Regions from separate parts of the Mus musculus genome. Here region 1 is linked to region 2. Evidence: chromatin loops called from intact Hi-C (ENCODE). Cell type or tissue: heart. All regions are shown on one strand. Each heading gives the region's core, and the rest is flanking DNA. Links, peaks and the distances in the headings are about the cores only.

Region 1 (2,909 bases), core at 307-2,806, 750 kb before region 2:
TTTACTTTATTTCAGGCTGTTTTCAGGGCAAACCAAGACAGGAAAACATTGTCCCTGATGTTAAGAAAAGTTCTTTAGCAACAAAGGCGAGGGCTTTTTAACAAGGGACCAACAGGCAGGCAAACTACCGACAGATAATAAGGTAATTGCTCTAATGGAAAACAAGCAAGCATATAATACGTCTTGTTAAAGAATTATTTAGGAGTATGACTGCCCCTTTGTCCTGTGGCTTCTTAGAAGTCAGGGTGCATGCTTTTGCCTTAGTCCTATGAAGTTGTCACAAGTGTACAGAAGGTCTGTGCTATAACTCACTGAGAGAACACTTGCCTGACGGGCAGAGTGCTCTGGATACAAGAAAAAAAAAAAAAGTCTGGCCTCCTTTTACTCCTTTTAAGAGAAGAAAATGGGGATTGCCCACAAAGACATAGCATTAGATGAGCTTAGGCTGAGGCTCTGGAGGAATGGAGAGAACATCTTCAGAGCATCTTCTGTACTCACTACACGCAGCAGGACTCCTTCCTGCCTGGGGCTCCTTTCTCCTCTTGTGGCAATCTAAGAACACAGTTTTCTGCTGAAGCAGAACTCTTGGTAGAAACCCAACGTTGACATCTGTTTCCCCGTGACTCCTGCTGTCAAATGTTGCTTAGCCAATGGTTTATTTTTTTCCCAAGGCATGGCATTGGTTCGTCAATTTATCCAAAAGTTTTCCTGAGTAAGAGATGCAGAGCCAGGGTAAATGAGAGAGTGGGAGGGATGAGTCCCCATCAGCAATCAAAGCAGATGGTGATATGTACTGCCTCAAAGCTGAGTAGATACAAAATATTCCTGCTCAATCTCCTTTTGACCTTGTCTCCTCAGATAGTATATTTTCTAGAATGCTATTGGATTGGGGAAAAAATACCCCCAAGCCCCTCATCATTACATTGCTAATGTTCCAGGAAACATCTGCCTTTCTTTAATTCGATATGGTTTGAGCAAATCTCAGTCCTTGAGACTTAAATCTTCACACCCAGTCCACCGTTACTGTGGCAGTTCTAAGCCTGGCTTACAGGTCAACAAGAGATGCATCATGGCGCCGATTGGAATTGATTGAGATGGAGTCAGATGGCTGTCGGGAGGGGGAGTAGGGTTGCCCTATGTGACAGTGGTAAGATTAGCCTCCAGAGTCCCTGGCACAGCCTACTCTTTGGGAGAGAGCACTTGGAGGTCTGAGCTTGGCTCTAGGAATGCAGTGGAGGTGGGCCGGAATCATGATCCCAGTGTAGTGTAGATCTTACACAGCTCTCTGGGCCGCTCTGAGCCAGGGGGAAAGCAGAGAGCTAGGCTTAGTGTTTGTATTCCCCACGGCTGCCATTATGTACCACAAAGTTAGAGAGGTTAGGATGGAGACACGAATTTGAGGAGAAGGGTACTACTCAGTTTACTACAGCCAGTAAACTGCGTTTCGGTAAGCAGAGAGCCAGGGAGCTCTGTGATGAGCTTGTCCTAAAAGGGTGGAAGAGAAGAGGTCAGAACCAGGTCCCAAAGTGGTGGACTGGCTGCTGCCAGAGACCCCATCAGGACTGAGTAGCTGCAGGGGAAGCTTTGAGCCTGGAACTCCAGTGGCCCAGCTTTCTGCAGTGTGGGGGATTCAGCCCCCGCAGTCACACATTTCTTCATTGAAGATTAAACTGGAAGCATCCTAATCCATTGTAAATGCTTAAAAGAAGCTATTTGAGAACTATATGCTAGCGAGCACTAGCGAGAGAGGGTTGCAGGTCAGGAAGGGTCCTTGGTTCTTAGGATGGGGCAAGACTGCGAGCTCTGAAAGCGCCGGTTAGGCAGTGGAAAGAAGAGCCACAAGGGGGCGCGCCCAATACACAAGATCCCTTTCCCTCCTCCAGAGATGTGAGCTCTGTGGATCTCAAGGTGAGAAGGCAGCAGCTTCTTCGAAATGTGTCATTGACTGTAAACAGGTCTGTACTGGAGCGTTCAAACCTAATGCAGGAGGAGACTGAGTTCCAGAACGATCGATTACCTTTTAAGTTTGTTCTCCTTTCCAGTTCTCGTTCTTAGGAAACTTTCTGGCATCAATTAGGCGGCATTCCTGAAGGACATGTGCTTCTTCTGTCTTGGCCGTCCCTGTGCAAAGAGCCCTAAACCTATTTGGGAAGGCCAGAGGGAATAACACTGCATTTAGAAATGGTTGGTTGTCCCTTTTAGTAATCTTTTTATTTCATGGTTCAGTGAAAAAGAAAATTCGCGTTATTGGTTAAACCTTGTTTGGCTGCCTAGCACAGACTATGACTCGAAGTGTTCAAAAACTGCAAGTTTGAAGGAAGAATTGATGTTGCGTGTTTCTGTGTGCCTCCTGCATCGAGCACCTTGCCTATGACATTGAGAACGTTTTAAAGTGAAACAATGAAGAAAACCTGCCCTGGGCTTTTAAGACGGCTGTCTGCTATCGGTGGAGCCAGCAGAGGGCAGAGGAGCTCAGTTTAACAGTTGGATCCTCTCCTCTGAGAGCAGCCCGAGACAGCACAGCAGGTCTGGCTGGATTTATGAGATTAGGAAACACCCAAAAGGACACAGACACAGCAGGAAAGCCTGGAGGAGCAATTTCCACATCTCTGCCCGTTAATCACCAAAGCTTCTCCCATCGGGTAATACCCTTGTCAGGAAACTAGGCTCTGCTCTAGGCAGCTGTGGGTCCGCAGAGAAAAGAACGGGAGCTACCATGAGCGCATCTTGGTCCTCGACCACTCGGGAAGGGAGCCAAGGATGAGTGCAGTACTTGTCACCAGGAAAGACTGCAGAGCCCAGTGATATCAGGTTCTGAATAGCGAAAGCCAGGCAGCCCCCAGAGGCTTGCTTGGTTTCAGTTTTCCTGTATGTAAATCGAGGTGCTTTTTAAGGCTCTGGTCTATAGG
Region 2 (2,909 bases), core at 161-2,660:
TCCTTAGGGAACCTGGTTTAATCCAGCTTGGGTCTGGGAAGCCAAGTAGAGCTTCTGTCAAGCCATCCTGTTTCCAGGCTTTGGCCATTCTCTACCAGAGCAAGAGATGGGGCAAGGGTAAGGACAATAATTCAGCATGTTTCTGAGTGCAATGAAAATTATCCTCAAGTAAAATGATTGTTCAGGGGTCAGGAGACCTCCCTTTCCCATAAGTTTGTCCTGGAGAGTCAACAACACTAATTGTCACATGATACTCCCACTCTTTCTTTGTAACTAAATGTGAAGCTGTGTGGTTCAGGCATTACTATTTCAGTAAGAATGAAGAGGGGCTGTACTAGAATAAAAAATAGATGGACTGCAGGCATGGCTCAGTGGTTAAGAGCACTGGCTATTCTTCCAGAGGTCCTGAGTTCAATTCCCAGCACCCACAGTAATTCCATGGGATCCGCTGCCTTCTTTTGGTGTGCAAATATGCATGCAGCCAAAATACCCATATACATAAACAAATCTTTAAGCAATAGAAGGTGTGCTCCACTTGCTAGACCGGATCCCATACTGAGAAAAGACCATGTAGATGAATTCTGAGGGCTGTTGTACAGGAAGGTTCCTGGTGGGGTGTGAAGCAAGTTCAGGGGTCCAAATTCTAAAATCTGTGGTCCCTACATAATTCAAGCCCAGTGTCACAGAACACTTACCTTGACATTGGAGAACCATGTTCTAAGATTTTTCTGGGTAAGTTTCAAGCTAGTTTTTTAGAAACTCATTTTCTGTGAGTAGATAAACCTCAGTTTCCAGACTCCTTAAGTATATACCTTTTCTATCTATTATTAGCTCTGGGCTAACAGCCAACTGCAACTAGCAGTCACCACTCACTAAACTGCTCCTAAAAGGCTTGCAGTTGGCAAGGCAATACCTTGGGAGCCTCTCGGCGGACTCACATCTTATTTTTGAAAGACCAGAGCTGATTCTCGGGAGCACAAAGCTTTTGAATTAAATCGTGAATCCAAAAAGAACTCTGGATGCCAGCAGCTGCTCCAATAAGACACTCAGAGCTAGACTGCTCCCAGGCAAAGGCTGGCCAAGCATCTGCTTCCTCCAACTGCCACCTTCCACTGGCCACACAGAGCCTAAGAGTCATGCTTTTACTAGTGGATAGGACCAGCAGTGTCAACCCACCAAGGAAGGAGAGCCAAAATATGATCTTCCATCTTGTCTTCCTGTTAATGCACTGATGTTTCTAGAGAAATCACGTTAGGTCATGAAGATTAAGGACACAAGCTCATTTCCAAGGGCTGTTAGTTGTGACCCCATGGCCCTGGACACTTCCCAAGCAAACTGTATGAAGCAAAGGAGAGAGAAGAACTACAGCAACTCAAAGCTGTATCACTCTCTATCTTTCCCTTAGCGTTTTGCTTACTTTGTGTGTGTGTGTTGTTGTTGTTGCTGTTGTTGCATTTTCTTACTTATTTTGTATGTGTGTTACTGTCTTTCGCTTCTTACTGGAATGCAAACACGCTGGAGCAGGGGCTTTACCTACTTGAGGTTATGCTCCATAACCCCTAGACTAAGTAGTATCTTGTACAAAGTAAGTAACAAGCAATGTTGAGTCAAGGGGTAGTCGAGTCTTCCCATACAGATACCTGTGGTTGTCTCCCACTTAATGAAGAAGCCAGAAGCCAGTAAGAGGGAGAGACACAGACCCAAGGCACGAAGCTAGATCTCTCTGACCACAAAGGGCATACGCTCCCCAATGCCTCGTGGTCTTCACCTCTGCTCAGTTATAGCCTCCGGGTTAGCTCTGGACCCCTGTCCCATATAGGAACACTGCTGGTTTCAGCAGATTCTAACTATTGCACAAGACAGAGTGACTTTCACCCCAAAACCACATCAATACTTTGCTGGGTCTGGTAGACACCCGGGAGCATTGTGAAAGCCTATCATTTGGTGAACTCTCAGGGGAATCCGCCACTCACCACAGAGGGCATTGTGTAAAAACACACACTTGCTTAGCGACTAGAAGTGAAAAACATTCAACCACACATGTCTTGAGGCTAGGCGGTTTGGTTTTTTGCTGGGTGGTTTTTTTTTTTGCTTTGTTTTTGGCTTTGTTTTATTTTGATTTTTTTCTTTTCTTTTCCTGTTTTTTTTTTTCTTTTTTGGTTTTTGGTGTTTTGTTTTGTTTTGTTTTGTTTTGTTTTGTTTTGTTTTGTTTTTCAAGACAGTGTTTTTTCAGTGTAGCCCAAGCTATCCTGGAACTTGCTCTATAGATCAGACTGGCCTCAAACTCTCACCTCTGCCTCCCAAGTGCTGAGATTGACGTTCAGCAAGGCTGGGTTTACCTGGACAGATGTGTTACTGCCCAGAGTGAAGCAGCCACAGAAACGTGGTCCTTTCCTTCAGGAGCTCATGTTCACATCTCAATTCTCGCCTACATGCGAAGTGAGATACTTAAACAAAAGGCCAGATTTCCCCACAGGCCTGAGTTTCCTCAGTGTTTCCTGAATGTGGTTAAATTTCACTGTATATTATTGTTTAGTCATGACTTTAAAAAGACAATTTACTGAAACAACTAAACCTCAAATCAAATTTTGAGACATAACACTAACTGCAGAAGAGTGAGCCTGTCCTGCAGTACTCCAAATTTTTGGGCATTCAAGAAAGGAAAAATGTCTTTAATTTAGAAGTGTAACTCAGTGGTAGAGTGATTTACATTGACACCTGACCTCTATCCCTGATGCCTGAAATATAAAGAAAAGAAAAGCTGTGTTATCCACAGCTATTCTTCACTTCCTTTTTTTTTTTTTTTTTTTTTTTTTGGTTTTTCGAGACAGGGTTTCTCTGTGTAGCCCTGGCTGTCCTGAAACTCACTCTGTAGACCAGGCTGGCCTCGAACTCAGAAATCCGCCTGC

What was found. Hi-C counts contacts between places; a loop is a spot of excess contacts. Peaks named below come from ENCODE experiments on the same cell type or tissue, not always from the same donor. Only the 100,000 strongest peaks of a DNase experiment are listed, where the experiment ranks them.
Region 1: a loop joins it to region 2, with 3 times the contacts of the local background. A loop is called at or near these places in 3 of 42 quality-filtered maps.

The regions. Positions count from the first base shown.
Region 1 is chr16:23,897,994-23,900,902 of GRCm38, reverse strand. No RefSeq gene overlaps it. Among named protein-coding and RNA genes, the nearest start is that of Sst, 8.6 kb to the right of the region's middle. In heart, for the core only: CTCF peaks have their summits at 1,823 (motif pointing right) and 2,453 (motif pointing right); DNase peaks (open chromatin) are centred at 1,842 and 2,492; H3K4me3 peaks cover 614 bases; H3K27me3 peaks cover 563 bases.
Region 2 is chr16:23,143,557-23,146,465 of GRCm38, reverse strand. No RefSeq gene overlaps it. Among named protein-coding and RNA genes, the nearest start is that of Adipoq, 1.5 kb to the left of the region's middle. RefSeq lists an enhancer at 1,917-2,079. In heart, for the core only: no CTCF peak of the experiment used is centred there; no DNase peak of the experiment used is centred there.